Regions from separate parts of the Homo sapiens genome. Here region 2 is linked to region 1. A link is a contact called in ENCODE Hi-C or POLR2A ChIA-PET data. All regions are on one chromosome and are shown on one strand. The core of a region is the stretch at or near the end of the contact, and the rest is flanking DNA. Distances in the headings are between cores, read along the strand shown.

What was found. Hi-C counts contacts between places; a loop is a spot of excess contacts on that map. ChIA-PET counts read pairs that join two places held with the same protein, here RNA polymerase II (POLR2A). Pooled maps may share reads with other maps.
Region 2: a pooled map shows a loop between it and region 1 (2.9-fold over the local background). The contact joins the enhancer-like site here to the promoter of LPAR6 in region 1. A Hi-C loop is called at or near these places in 1 of 168 maps with a recorded cell type or tissue (natural killer cell) and 6 of 50 pooled maps. POLR2A ChIA-PET finds 5 or more read pairs at or near these places in 2 of 52 experiments (H1 and activated CD4-positive, alpha-beta T cell).

What each region holds. Positions count from the first base shown.
Region 1 is chr13:48,411,863-48,419,397 of GRCh38, forward strand. LPAR6 (lysophosphatidic acid receptor 6) reads right to left here and starts at 1,251. Exons shown (of 1, transcript NM_001162498.3): 1 at 1-1,251. The coding sequence starts at 561. The region is part of intron 17 of RB1 (RB transcriptional corepressor 1); the gene reads left to right. RefSeq lists an enhancer at 1-236.
Region 2 is chr13:48,151,193-48,158,727 of GRCh38, forward strand. The region is part of intron 4 of LOC105370198 (a long non-coding RNA gene); the gene reads right to left. Among named protein-coding and RNA genes, the nearest start is that of MED4, 60 kb to the left of the region's middle. RefSeq lists an enhancer at 5,423-5,542. Within about 2 kb of position 4,824, at least 15 of the 41 ENCODE cell types and tissues checked have a DNase peak (open chromatin) inside an H3K27ac peak, as active enhancers do; they include natural killer cell, where a contact is called at or near this core.

The DNA.
Region 1 (7,535 bases), core at 1-2,500:
GAAAATTACAATCCTTGAGAGATATGTTTTCCATGTGGCTTCTGGAAAATTTTCAAAGCAGGCTTCTGAGGCATTGTTACCCTGAGAGTGGGTAGACTGAACAAAAACGGCGGGTGCACTTCCTCCGATCACAGTTAACCACACGCCAGTGCAAACAATCTTTGCATTTCTTTTGGTTCTTAGAGTCTTTGACTTAAATGGGTAGACAATTGCCAGAAATCGATCTACACTAATACAGGTTAAGAACAGAATGCTTCCGTACATGTTGGTATAAAACAGCATCACAGAAATCTTACAAAGTAAATCTCCAAATGGCCAATTCCGTGTTGTGAAGTAAAAAATCCTGAAGGGTAAAGTAAAAACAAAAAGCAAGTCTGACATTGCCAAGTTAATCATGTAAGTTGTAGTTTCATTTCGGACTTTGAGGACGCAGATGAAAATGTATATGGCAACACAATTGGATATTAACCCAAGCACAAACACCATGCTGAACATGCACCCATACAAAGTGTACTTAAAGGAGTCATTATAGAAGCAGTGGGAGCTGTTAACGCTTACCATCGTAAAGGCACGTCCAATTTTCAGTTTGGAAGCACTTTCATCAGCTGCAGTCTCCTTTGGGATTCAGATTATAACCTCTATAACCTCCAATTTATTTGCAAATTATCTGGATCTTTGGATGGTTTTATAAATATTTCCTTTTTCTCAGAAATACCCAAAAGAAACATGAAATTTGTTGCTGTAAAATTTCCGCTGGGTTCTTCAACAGGAAAATATTTTCATTTGTTAGTCTTTAGAAAATCCATGAATTCCAAGGCTCAGTTAACTGACGAGCAACCTTTAAAAAATACAGTCAACGAGTCCAACCCATAGGATTATAAATTTAAAGAAAAGCTGTGATCTGTGACCAGAATGAAACCACTTGTCTTCTAAACTTGTATTTCAGTAGTCAAGATGAATACTCCAAAGTTAATGTTTCTTTATGCCTCAGAATGTTAAGCTTAAGTTATCAATCTTATTTTCTTTTCAGTGCAGAGTTTCAGAGACTTAAACATTCCCAATTTGTCCCATTTTACTTCTTGCTTCTTTTAAATGAAGTTTTCCTTTTTTGTTTTCCTGCAGTGGATCCCAGATTGTGGGTAAGCAGAAGAGTCTTTTAAAGATTCCGAAATAAACTCCCAAGCTTGTTAGCTCTTGTTGAATTGAGGCCTTTTCCTCAGTTGCCAGTTGTATCTTGAGGTCGCTTTCTCTGAAGTGAAAAAGAAAGGCTTCCTAGATTTGTAATATGACATCACAGGAAGAAGAGGCTGGGTTTGGACAAAGAAACTTTCAGCCCAGTTTGTTTGCACTTCCTTTAATCTGATAATGTGTCTGCTGGGAATATACCTAGGAGGCTTGCAAATGGTCACTGGCTGTTGAACTGCGTGGTCTGCTCATTAACTCTTTTTATGTGGAAATGCCTTCTGCGGTGCTGGCAACCTCTCAGAGTTGTTTTGATTTGTTTCAGTAGTAATAATTGAAAGAAAAAAATCACTATTCAGCCTGTTCTCTTATTCGATTGTTTTCGTGTTTGGGATATGACAATTTAGAAAAGAAAATGTGTATGGGTGTGTATTTATAAATTGAAATTGTTAGTGATATCTTAACATAGCATTTCAAAGAACTGTTTAATGACTATGAAACAGGGGCCTTTAACCTTTAAGGTATAACAAGCATTTGACTCTTGGTTTCTGAAAAATACTCAATATTTAATTGTTATCATTATGAGTAGCTCTTATCCTGGGTCTCATTAGTTTTTGATAAGCAATTTTCTAACATTCTTTCCTCTTTCCTATGCAGTTGTATTAATATTTTAGAGCTGTTTAAATTTTTAAATTACTCATTTCTCCAAAAGAACAAACTCAAGAATGTTTATCTTTGGTGTGGTGTTAATTTTACTTTCTAAGCACAAAATGAAATTGCATCTTTTTAAGCAAAATTTTTTTAACCTTAAATTGATTGAAATAAGGTTTAGAGAATAAAAATCCTACTACTTGGCAAAATTTTAGGTTCATAGTCTTATCTTCCTTCTTCCTCCCAGCTCTTCCCTTAACCCCTTAATATGACATTAACTATATATTGAAATATATTTCAGATTTTGTCTCCATCTAAAAGTTTCTATGAATGGTTTATATGTTTATATTTAAAGTATACTCATATTTTGGGCCAGGTGCAGTGGCTCACGCCTATAATCCCAGCACTTTGGAAGGCCGAGGCAGGTGGATCACCTGAGATCAGGAGTTTGAGAGCAGCCTGGCCAAAATGGCGAAACCCCATCTCTACCAAAAATACAAAACTAGCCTAGGGCAATAGTGCGTGCCTGTAGTCCCAGCTACCCAGGAGACTGAGGCAGGAGAATCGCTTGAACCTGGGAGGCAGATGTTGCAGTGAACCAAGATCAAGCCACTGCACTCCAGCCTGGGCGACAGCGAGACTATCTCAAAAAAAAAAAAAAAAAGTATACTTATATTTTAAAGACTCCAAAATCAGAAGAAGAAAGTGTGTGTAAGGTGAGGGTACTTAAATGTAGGTGTTATTTCCTCAAAGATTGAGGATATCACAACCTCTATGGCACATGTTTTTCTTGTTTTAAATATCATTTTCTTCAGAAAAGGCTAGATCTAGTTATGCCTTACTGTTATTATTTTTTTAATTTGGTCTAGTTTAAGCTGAAACTCTTCCTCTTGGGTATTAAGTAATTTAAGAACAATTTATTTTTTTCTCATAAATTACTTAGCTAGCTTAAAAATAACTTATTACAGTAAAATGTTTTGTGTTGTTTTGCACCATTCTTTCACACTCAGCAATTTTTGTCATTTGTTGATGAACTATAATCTATTTCTACTGTCTGGACTAGAAAATTCATCTATTATCAAATGACAAAAAAAGATGAGTATTACTTATAACCAATACTTAAAATTTTGAAGGGTTGAATATCTTTTATATCACATTTGGTATAGAAAAGATGTATGTGTGTGTTCTTATTAGAAGGCTGGTAGAAGCTGAGTGAGCATTAATGAAAAAAGGAGTGGTTAATAAGCTTGTATTCTCATTGGAAAAAATTTTCTGTTAGTAGTTATGTCTTACTGTTATTTTTTTTTTATTTGGTTCAGTATGTTTTAAAAAAACAAAATCTTAGTAATCTTCTTTCAAATTGATAGTCTCCTCTTTAGTCATCTTTAATTAATGAAATATATGCAGTTGTATATGCTGATCTCATCCTACTTTTACTTTCATTTTGAATATGGCGGCATTTTCTCATTCAAATAATTAAAATTTATTAATTCTACTTGGAATATTTTTCTACATATTGTCATTACTCACTTGACTTGTTATTCACTTAAGTCATTCATCTATAGTTTTTTCTTTTCTTTTCTTTTTCTTTTTCTTTCTTTCTTTTTTTTTTCTCACTCTGCCGCCCAGGCTGGAGTGCAGTGGTGCGATCTTGTCTTACTGCAACCTCTGCCTCCCAGGTTCCAGCAATTTTCCCACCTCAGCCTCCCGAGTAGCTGGGATTATGGGCACCCGCCACCACACCCAGCTAATTTTTGTATTTTTAGTAGAGATAGGGTTTTACCATGTGGCCAGGCTGGTCTTGAACTCCTGACCTCAAGTCATCCACCCACTTCAGCCTCCCCAAGTGCTGGGATTCCATGTGTGAGCCACCGTGCCCGGCCTGTTCATTTATAGTTTTTTAATGTTTGAGTTACTGGGGCTTAAAAATGGATAGATCACTATTTGTTGAATTAGGCTTTTCATTATTATCAGTATCATAGTAAATGTTTGTATAATTCTTACCACAATTCTTGGTTCTTTGTAGATGATTCTCACATGTTTGCTGATGAATGAATCATAAACTTGAATTTTGTTGCCAGTTGTTTCTACTGAGGAAGAGCCATAGCAGAGGGACTGTTTGAACAGGAAGAAGATAATTGAATACTGCATTTTTTCCAGATATTAAATTTGGCCTCTAATTAAGGAACCAAAGGGGAATTTAGAAACTTTGAAAAATTCTTAGGTTAGAATTGGAAAAATACAGAGTAACTACTTGCAAAGGGAGGTAATGAATCCATATAATCAATTATATTTAATAGATACTTTTGTATTTGATAAACTCAGGCAAACTGTTATTTTAATGTGAGATCTCTACACTTCTGGAACTTAACTCTGAGAATCAACTTATTTCTTATATGGATTTTTTGGGGGGAGCGAAAATTAAACAGAGCCAGATAGATGTTAAAATGGTGAACACAGGAACAGCTGGAGTCTGCAGCTCCCAGCGAAATCAACGCAGAAGGTGGGTGATTTCTCTATTTCCAACTGAGGTACCCAGCTCATCTCATTGAGACTGGTCAGACAGGGGGTGCAGCCCATGGAAGGCGAGCCAAAGCAGGGTGGGGCATCGCCTTACACGGGAAGTGCAAGGGGCCAGGGAACTTCCTCCCCTAGCTAAGGGAAGCCATGAGGGAATGTGCCACGAGGAACGATGCATTCCGGCCCAGACTCTATGCCTTTTCCGTGATCTTCACAACCCTTAGACCAGGCAATTCCCTCGGGTGCCTACACCACCCAGGCCCTGGGTTTCAAGCACAAAACTGGGCAGCCGTTTGGGCAGACACCGAGCTAGCTGCAGGATTTTTTCTTTTTCGTACTCCAGTGGCACCTGAAACACCAGTGAGACAGAACTGTTAACTCCCCTGGAACAGGGGCTGAAGCCAGGGAGCCAAGTGGTCTAGCTCAGTGGATCCCACCCCCACAGAGCCCAGCAAGCTAAGATCCACTGGCTTGAAACTCTTACTGCCAGCACAGGAGTCTGAAGTCGACCTGGGATGCTGGAGCTTGGTGGGAGGAGGGGCTTCTGCCATTACTGAGGCTTGAGTAGGTGGTTTTCACCTCACAGTGTAAGCAAAGCCACCGGGAAGTTTGAACTGGGTGGAGCCCACTGTAGCCCAACTGCTTCTCTAGAGTCCTCCTCTCTGGGCAGGGCATCTCTGAAAAAAAGGCAGCAGCCCCAGTCAGGGGCTTATAGATAAAACTGCCATCTCCCTGGGACAGAGCACCTGGGGGAAGGGTGCTATGGGTGGCTATTGGTGCAGCTTCAGCAGACTTAAACGTTCCTGCCTGCTGGCTCTGAAGAGAGCAGCAGATCTCCCAGGACATTGCTCGAGCTCTGCTAAGGGACAGACTGCCTCCTCAAGTGGGTCTCTGACCCCCATGTCTCCTGACTGGGAAACACCTCCCAGCAGGAATCGACAGACAACTCACACAGGAGAGCTCCAGCTGCCGTCTGGTGGGTGCCCCTCTGGGACAAAGCTTCCAGAGGAAGGAACAGGCAGCAATCTTTGTTGTTCTGCAACCTCTGCTGGTGATATCCAGACAAACAGGGTCTGGAGTGGACCTCCAGCAAATTCCAGCAGACCTGCAGCAGAGGGGCCTGACTGTTAGAAGGAGAACTAACAAACAGAAATGAATAGCATCAATATCAACAAAAAGGACTTCCACACAGAAACCCCATTTGAAGGTCACCAACATCGAAGACCAAAGGTAGATAAATCCATGAAGATGAGGAAAAACCAGCGCAAAAAGGCTGACAATTCCAAAAACCAGAATGCCTTTTCTCTTCCAAAGAATCACAACTCCTCGCCAGCAAGGGAACAAAACTGGACAGAGAATAATAAACTCCTCCAAGCCAAAGGACCATGTTCTAACCCAATGCAAGGAAGCTAAAAACCTTGAAAAAAGGTTAGAGGAATTGCTACCTAAAATAAGCAGTTTAGAGAAGAACATAAATGACCTGATGGAGCTGAAAAACACAGCACAAGAACTTCGTGAAGCATACACAAGTATCAACAGCCAAAGCAGAAGAAAGGATATCAGAGATTGAAGATCACCTTTATGAAATAAAGTGTGAAGACAAGATTAGAGGAAAAAGAATGAAAAGAAACGAACAAAGCCTCCAAGAAATAGGGGACTATGTGAAAAGACCAAACCTATGTTTGATTGTCCCTGTACCTGAAAGTGACAGGGAGAATTGAACCAAGTTGGAAAACACTCTTCAGGATATTATCCAGGAGAATTTCCCCAACCTAGCACGACAGGCCAACATTCCAATTCAGGAAATACAGAGAACACCACAAAGATACTCCTCAAGAAGAGCAACCCCAAGACACATAATCGTCAGATTCACCAAGGTTGAAATGAAGGAAAAAATGTTAAAAGCAGCCAGAGAGAAAGGTCGGGTTACCTACAAAGGGAAGCCCATCAGACTAATAGTGGATCTCTCTGCAGAAACCCTACAGGCCAGAAAAGAGTGGGGGCCAATATTCAACATTCTTAAAGAAAGGAATTTTCAACCCAGAATTTTGTATCCAGCCAAACTAAGCTTCATAAGTGAATGAGAAATAAAATCCTTCACAGATAAGCAAATGTTGAGAGATTTTGTCACCACCAGGCCTGCATTACAAGAGCTCCTGAAGGAAGCACTAAATATGGAAAGGAAAAATTGGTCCCAGCCACTGCAAAAACATACCAAATTGTAAAGACCATTGACACTATGAAGAAACTAATGGGCATCAACTAATGGGCAAACTAACTGGCTAGCATCATAATGACAGGATCAGATTCACATATAACAATATTAACCTTAAAAGTAAACGGGCTAAGTGCCACAATTAAAAGACACAGACTGGCAAGTTGGATAAAGAGTCAAGACCCATCAGTGTGCTGTATTCAGGAGACTCATCTCACATGCAAAGACACGTGCTCTAAATAAGGGAATGGAGGAAGATTTACCAAGCAAATGGAAAGCAAAAAAAAAAAAAAGCAGGGGTTGCAATCCTAGTCTCTGATAAAACAGACTTTAAACCAACGAAGATCAAAAAAGACAAGAAGGGCATTACATAATGGTAAAGGGATCAATGCAACAAGAAGAGCTAACTATCCTAAGTATGTATGCACCCAATACAGGAGCACCCAGATTCATAAAGCAAGTCCTTGGAGACCTACAAAGAGACTTAGACTCCCACACAATAATAGTGGGAGACTTTAACACCCCACTGTCAATATTTGACAGATCAATGAGACAGAAAATTAACAAGGATATTCAGGACTTGAACTCAGCTCTGCACCAAGCAGACCTAATAGACATCTACAGAACTCTCCACCCCAAATCAACAGAATAGACATTCTTCTTAGCACCACATCACACTTATTCTAAAACTAACCACATGATTGGGAGTAAAACACTCCTCAACAAATGCAAAACAATGGAAATCATAACACAGTCTCTGAGACCTCAGTGCAATCAAATTAGAACTCAGGATTAAGAAACTCACTCAAACCTGCACAACTGCATGGAAACTGAACAACCTGTTCCTGAATGAATACTGGGAAAATAATGAAATTAAGGCAGAAACAAAGAAGTTCTTTGAAACCAATGAGAACCAAGACACAACATACCCAAATCTCTGGGACACAGCTAAAGCAATGTTTAGAGG
Region 2 (7,535 bases), core at 3,574-6,073, 260 kb before region 1:
GAAACCCCGTCTCTACTAAAAAATATATAAAAAATTAGCCAGGCATGGTAGTGGGCACCTGTAATCCCAGGTACCCAGGAGGCTGAGTCAGGAAGAATTGCTTGAACCTGGGAGGCAGAGGTTGCAGTGAGCCGAGATCGTGCCACTGTACTCCAACCTGGGCGACAGAACAAGACTCTGTCTCAAAGAAGAAGAAGAAAAAAAAAAGGTTAAAAAAGGCAAGAGACAGATTGCTCTACTCTAAAGCTATCAAAGAGACACACATTGCTGCTGACACCTTGATTTAGCCTAATGAGACCCACATCAGGCTTCTGACCTCCAGAACTGCAAGATAATAAATTTGCATTGCTTTAAACCACTAAATTTCTAGTAATTTTTTTTTTACAGCAGAAACAGGAAACTAAAACCCATGACCAAGTTCTCAAATTTTGTTTTTTGTTAGAATGCAAGGAAAGGAAAGTAGAACTTAAAAGTCTGGCAGATTCTCCTTTTTGTTGCAAGGCCCTGCAAGTCACCCCAATATTTTACTTTTCTTCTCTTTAATAGACAAAGAAAATTGTGTATCTAAGGTGACCGGGCTCATTTATCAGGCCAAGTTTTTAGCACAGTATGATAGGATTGTGGTAAGATCCAGGATCCATATTTTAAAAATCTCCCTAGGCATCTCTAATATGCAGCCAGGTTTGCAAACCACTGGTCTACAATTTAAATTCTAACCAACATAATTACGACGTGGCTGCATTCCTAGAGAATGAGTACCGGTGGGTTATCATTAATCTGGGAGGACAGAACACAGGTGATGAAGATTCTCATTCTGTGACCTGCAGCATGGAATGGCCAGCATGTGAATTCAATGTGAATGTGGCACCAAATGGAAAACAGGAGGAGGAGGGCATTTTAATTCACTAATGAGGGTTGTTAGGACGGACAGTTTATTGATTCTCAGGGCAGGTGACAGCAGACTGAGGAGGTGCCAGATGAGTTGCTGGGAGTTGAATGCAGTTCAGAGAAGGCAAATGCAGGATAATATACCGTCTGTAACAGGGAAGGACACAGCACAATAACTGGCAGGGCTGGGGAAGACCTTGCAAAATTAGAAAAGTGTCCAGAGACAAGGTCAGTGCTGCAGAGTAGGGGGTGTGAGGGGATGCAGGAGGGCCACTGGCGTGGGCCTCCATTCACATATGTCCTGAAATTTAGACTCCTGACATCTCTCAATATCTGATAAGGTGTTTGTTAATGTAAAAACATGCAAAGCATGCCAGTTTAATAATTTCATTTTTGCATCGTTTCCTTTGTTAATGTATGGGGAGCCTGAAAACATGAGGCTAGTGGCCCAGATGTCTCAACTTCAAAAGTCCATGGTGGCTCACAAGATCCATTCAGCCCTGCAGTTTATGAAGCAATCCTAAGTGGACCCCCATAGGATATTTTTGGAAGGACACACCAAGAACAGTGAGGGTCTCTAGTGATCTGGGCCAGGAGAGTTGGAATCCAGAGAGGAAAAGAGATTTACTTGTTTTTTTTCCTAAATACAATTTTAATAGATCCTATTTTTGTTTTCCTCTTTTCCTCCCAGAGTTATACATGCCTTTAATCCAAAATGTCAAACAAGTCTTGTTATTAAAAAAAATAGCAGTCCTTTAATCTCTCCTCCCCATTTTCTACACTTTAACCTTTTAGATAATTCTTTTGGTATTTACTTTCAGGTGTCTACATTAACATGCTTGAAATACTGTTCCTTGATTTTTCAACTATAGCCATTATCTATAGATAATGGGTAGAAGATTAGGATTTGGTGTCTTTCCTCCTGCTGTCCCAGTGGGATACACTTATCCTTCCCCATCTCCCATCCTTCCAACAGAATTATGTTGTAATGCTGGTAACGTGAATGTTCAATGTGTATGTTAGAGCAATAGTCACAGCTAAGCCATATAGTAAACTATGACCACTTTCTCTTTTCTGAACACCTTTTTTTTCTTTGAGACAGGGTTGCTCCTGGAGCTAATAACTGTTTTGGTTTTCGTTTGCTTCATTTTCTGTGTACAGTATTTATATTTTCTATTGGTCTATGTCTGCTGTCAAGGCATTCAGAATTTTCAGATAGTCTAATAATTTCACCAGTCTCCTAAAAAAAACTCTCCCATAGCCTTATAGAATATGCTCTAACCCGCACCTGAGACATAGCTCTCATCTTGGAATCTCCCTTCACCAGCATCCCAGAGATTCTCTTGCCTTGTTCCTGTTTAAACTTCAGAGTCCTCTTTCTTAGTTTATTATTTTGACATATGTTTGGGGACATCCTAAGGCAGGGACATGGAATATAAATTCTCGAGAAGTTGGATGTCAGAAAATGTTTATTTTTACTCTACTCTGACACTTGATGGATTCTTTGGGCCAAGTATAGAATTCTAGAGTGGAAACAATTTTTCTTGAGAATTTTGAAAGCCATTCCAATCTGGCCTTCAGGGTTGCTATTGAGAAGTCTGATGCCATTCTGATTTGTCATCCTTTAGGTAGGACTTGTTTGCTCCTCCTCTTTGGAAGCCTGTAGCACCTGTTCTTTGTCCTCACTGTTTTGAGATATCACACTGGTGTGCCTTAGCGTCAGTCTATTCTCTTTGTGCTGGCATTTGGTGGCCCTTTCATTCCAAAAATGCATGCTTGTTAGTTGTGGGAAATTATTTCTTTAATGACTTTCACTCCTCTGGTTTCTCTGTTCACTCTTTTTGGAAATCCTATTTGCAATATTAAACCTTCTGTTCTGTTTTCCTGATTTTCCTTTCTTTTTTTTTTTTTTTTTTTTTGAGACAGAGTCTCGCTCTGTCGCCCAGGCTGGAGTGCAGTGGTGCAATCTCGGCTCACTGCAACGTCTGCCTCCCAGGTTCAAGCAACTCTCATGCCTCAGCCTCCCAAGTAGCTGGGATTACAGGTGCCTGCCACCAAGCCCAGCTATATTTTCCTGATTTTCTTGTATTTCCTTTCGTTTGTCCTTCTGTTTTCTCTTTTGCTCTAATTTCAGAGAGATTTGCTTTTCTTTATTTTCTAACTCTTATTGAATTTTTAATTTTGTTATCATATTTCTAATTTCCAAGAGCTCTTATGTGTTCCCTGAATGCTCCTTTTACTAATGTTATATTCCTTTTTGATGGTTATATGTCTTACCTCTGAGGATATTAATCAGAGGATATTTGACATTTTCTTCAACCTGTACAGTCTCTCTTTCCTTGAAGTTGCTTTTTCCTATTCATCTTGGTCTCTGTTTTTCATGTGAGAGGTTTTCCTCAGTGCCTGTTAAACCTTGATTATCTGTTAATATTTAAGAATGGAGCTAAAAAGCTGAGTAGATATTTTGAACCAATAGGGCCTTGTTGGCCAGAGGCTCCACGACACGTTCTGGCTGGGTTATCTGGCTAAAGGACCCACACAGCACTGCCTTTAAATTTTCACTCTTGGGGAGATCAAATTCCCCTTAGAAGACTCTTCCGGGCTCATGCTCAAAGGATATAATTCTGGCCACCACATCATGGGAGCTCACTGGGGAAAGAGCAGTGGGTCTCAGTGTCTGTCCACTTAATTTCTCGGTTTCCAGCACAGCACCCAGCCCTCATCTCTGCCCAGTGTCCTCCTATCTGTGGACCTTCTGTTATAGACTCTGCGGTGCGGACAGGCTACCGGCCTGGTTGTGCAGAGAGGGGAGGGACCTGAGAGTCAAACTGCTTCCTAAACAGACTTTGAACCACTCCTAGTTTTAGGAGGCCCCACATCACTTCCAGGAACCTGGCGCTGCCAATTCCTGAGCCTTTGTGGGATTCTGGTTGGTTTCTCAAATTTCCTCACTGCTGACTTAGGATTCAGTTTTCCTAGGTCTGTTGTATTGTTGGCCACACTTCTTACTTTCTAGCTTTCAAAATATTGTTGCTATGGGGAGTTGAAAAAAAATGTTGTTGCTATCATTTCTTCCCTTTTTATCAGAAAGATAAAAAATGCCAAATGCCAGCACAAAGAGAATAGACCCACACTAAGGCACACCAGTGTGATAGCTCAAAACAGTGAGGACAAAGAACAGATGCTACAGGCTTCCAAAGAGGAGGAGCAAACAAGTCCTACCTAAAGGATGACAAATCAGAATGGCATCAGACTTCTCAATAGCAACCCTGAAGGCCAGATGTGTGTGTCTGTGTGTGTGTTTTGTTCTCCATCTGCACCTGGAAGTTGGGAGATTTACTTATCACTCTTTAATTTTTTCTGTTGTTTTATTGTTTAATCAATGTTTTAGTTACAAACTATTAATTATCGCAAATTGTTTCACATTTTTTTTTTTTTTTTTTTTTGAGATGGAGTTTCTCTCTGTTACCCAGGCTGGAGTGCAATGGCGCAATCTCAGCTTACTGCAACTTCCCCCTGCCGGGTTCAAGCGATTCTCCTGCTTCGATTCTCCTGCTTCAGCCTCCTGAGTAGCTGGGATTACAGGTGTGTGCCACCACACCCAGCTAATTTTTGTATTTTTAGTAGAGACGGGGTTTCATTATGTTGGTCAGGCTGGTCTCAAACTCTTGACCTTGTGATCCGCCCACCTCAGCCTCCCAAGGTGCTGGGATTACAGGCGTGAGCCAAGTGCCTGGCAAGAATTGTTTTGCTTTTTAAGATAATCTAGTTCATTTTTTTCAAAGCAGCTATGAGAGTATAGCATGTAAAAACTGCAAAATAATGATCAGCCTTTAAGGCTTTGAGTGGTTCCCAAGTGCTGAGCTCTGTCATATCTGCATGTATCTGCATGTATGTGCATGTATATTTACAAAGGAGACAGCTGTGGCTGACATGGAGAAGGTAATGTACCCACAAATTGTGACACAAGACCAATAAAAAATAATACAGCTATAAGCAGGAAATGAAGTAGGTCACAATGAGTCATCATCCGTTGTGTGAAATTTCTTAGGTTATTGTTACCTCAGCCCAGAGAAGAGTTTTCAATTCAGTTGCACACGAGTTATCCCACTTATAATGAATCTTCTGAAGCCATTAGTTGTTTCCTAATTTTTTGATTGTACATCCTTATAAGAAAAACATTTCAGCATACCCTCAAATATGTAAATGTATTTATTTGCAGGTTATACATGTCATATCAATATCAGTACAATACTAACATCCAAATAAGTAGAGATTTTTTTAGAGGATGCAATAGAAAATAAAATTAGAAGTTCTAATATTTTCCTTGAGTACCTCAGTGGATCATCTTAAACACCATGGAATTTTCCACCACGATGAATATCCAAACACTTAGACAAGGTTTTTGAAAGACTCCTACTCAGACCCTACCGAGGCATTCTGAATCAGAACTTCTGAGGGTAAGGCCCTAATGAGACAGCCAAACGCCAAGGCAGATAAAAAGGGGTCCCCGGAGAATCTCTAACCCTCCCCACAGGTGTTTACATCAGATGTTTTTGTGCAGACGAAGGAACTTGCCCAGGGCCTTGTCTGAGCATGCCCACATGAGCCCTGGGGGAGCAGGGTGGAGTCACAGGCAGGGGGAGGAGCCCTGGGATTCAATCTGTGAAGTGGGGAGCCTGTTTTCGCTTTGCTGAGGTTTTTTTTCATTTTTCCCTTTTCACCCAATAAAATCCTGCTCTATTCACCCTTCAATGTGTCCACGTGCCTAATTTTCTTGGTCATGTGACAAGAACCTGGTTTTAGCTAAACCAGGAGCAAAATTCTAAAACACTAGCAAGGACATTTTGAAAAAGTTTCCCTGCTGATTCCCATGTGCACCTTTGGTTTAAAAATACAATTCTAAAGATACAAGAATTAGAACCCCTAAAGGCCAGGTGCAGTGGTTCACGCCTGTAATCCCAGCACTTTGGGAAGCCGAGGCGGGCGGATCATGAGGTCAGGAGTTCGAGACCATCCTGACCAACATGGTGAAGCTCCGTCTTTACTAAAATACAAAAATTAGCCCAGTGTGGTGGCGGGTGCCTGTAATCCCAGCTACTCGGGAGGCTGAGGCAGGGGAATTGCTTGAACCCGGGAGGCAGAGGTTGCAGTGAGCCAAGATCGCGCCACTGTACTTCAGCCTGGGCGACAGAGCCAGACTCCATCTCAAAAAAAAAAAAAAATTAGAATCCCTAAAACACTGAACATAGTAGTCAAATGGCTACTGAATGCAAAGATCAGTCAATTAACTCTGGGAAATGTATAGTTCAACAGATTATCTGGATCATCATGTGCCTCAAAAAACATTGTGCTCTCCTCCCAACTCCATATTTTTCTTCCTCTGACTCTGTCCTTTCCTTTCTATTTTATTAATTTATTATTATTATTATTTTTTGAGATGGAGAGCTCTCTAAGTTGCGCAGGCTGCTCTCAAATGATCCTCCTGCCTCAGCCTCCCAAGGTGCTGGGATCACAAGTATAAGCCAACATGCCTGGCCTCCCCTCACTTTTAATATAACTTGAACTTTACTATTATATGCATAGATATTCATTATAGAAAATATAGATAAGCAAAAAAGAAGAAAATAAAAATGAATTCATAATTCTACCATTCCAAAATAATGAAAATGTTTACTCATAGCTTTCAATATATTTATGCAAACATGTATTTAAAAGGGAATCGGCCGGGGGCAGTGACTCACGTGTGTAATACCAGCACTTTGGGAGGCCGAGGTGGGCAGATCACCTGAGATCAGGAGTTTGAGACCAGCCTGGCCGACATGGTGAAACCCCGTCTCTACTAAAAATACAAAAATTAGCAGGGCATGGTGGCAGATGCCGGTAATCCCAGGTACTCCAGAGGCTGAGGCAGGAGAATTGCTTGAACCCAGGAGGAGGAGGTTACAGTGAGCCGAGATCGTGCCATTGCACTCCAGCCTGGGAGACAAGAGTGAAACTCCATCTCAAAATATATATATAAATAAATAAATATAAAAGGGAATCATACTGTACATGCCATTTTTAACCTGACTTTCTTCACTGTGTAATTATGTATTTTTTTCCGAGAAAATAAGAATGAAAGCTCTGACAGAGCCAGGAACAGTGGCAAGAGAGCTGATCGGCAAAGAGCAGGTGGTGAGATCAGAAACTCCCCCACTAACCTGCTGAACTGCCATCCTCTCCCTCATATTCTCTTCCCTCTACCTTCTGATCCTCCCTGACTTCATCTCTCTTCCTCTGTTTGCCTTCTACATGCTCTTTCCCTTTCTCTTTTCTTTCACCTTCTACCCTCAATTCTCTCTACTAAAGCAACCAAGGCCTTCAGGACAAGGATTAATATTTAATAGAATTAAACTTCCTGTTAATTTGACAAGGGATGCATAACCAGGAAGCTGGAGTGACAGCTGCACCCTCCTCTGAAGTGGGGATTTTCTGAGCAAGCCCAAGCAAGAGCCCTCTGTTCTTCTACTTTTTTTTTTTTTTTTGAGACAGAGTTTCGTTCTTGTTGCCCAGGCTGGAGTGCAATGGCATGATCTTGGCTCACTTCTCCTGCCTCAGCCTCCCAAGTAGCTGGGATTACAGGCATGTGCCACCATGCCCGGCTA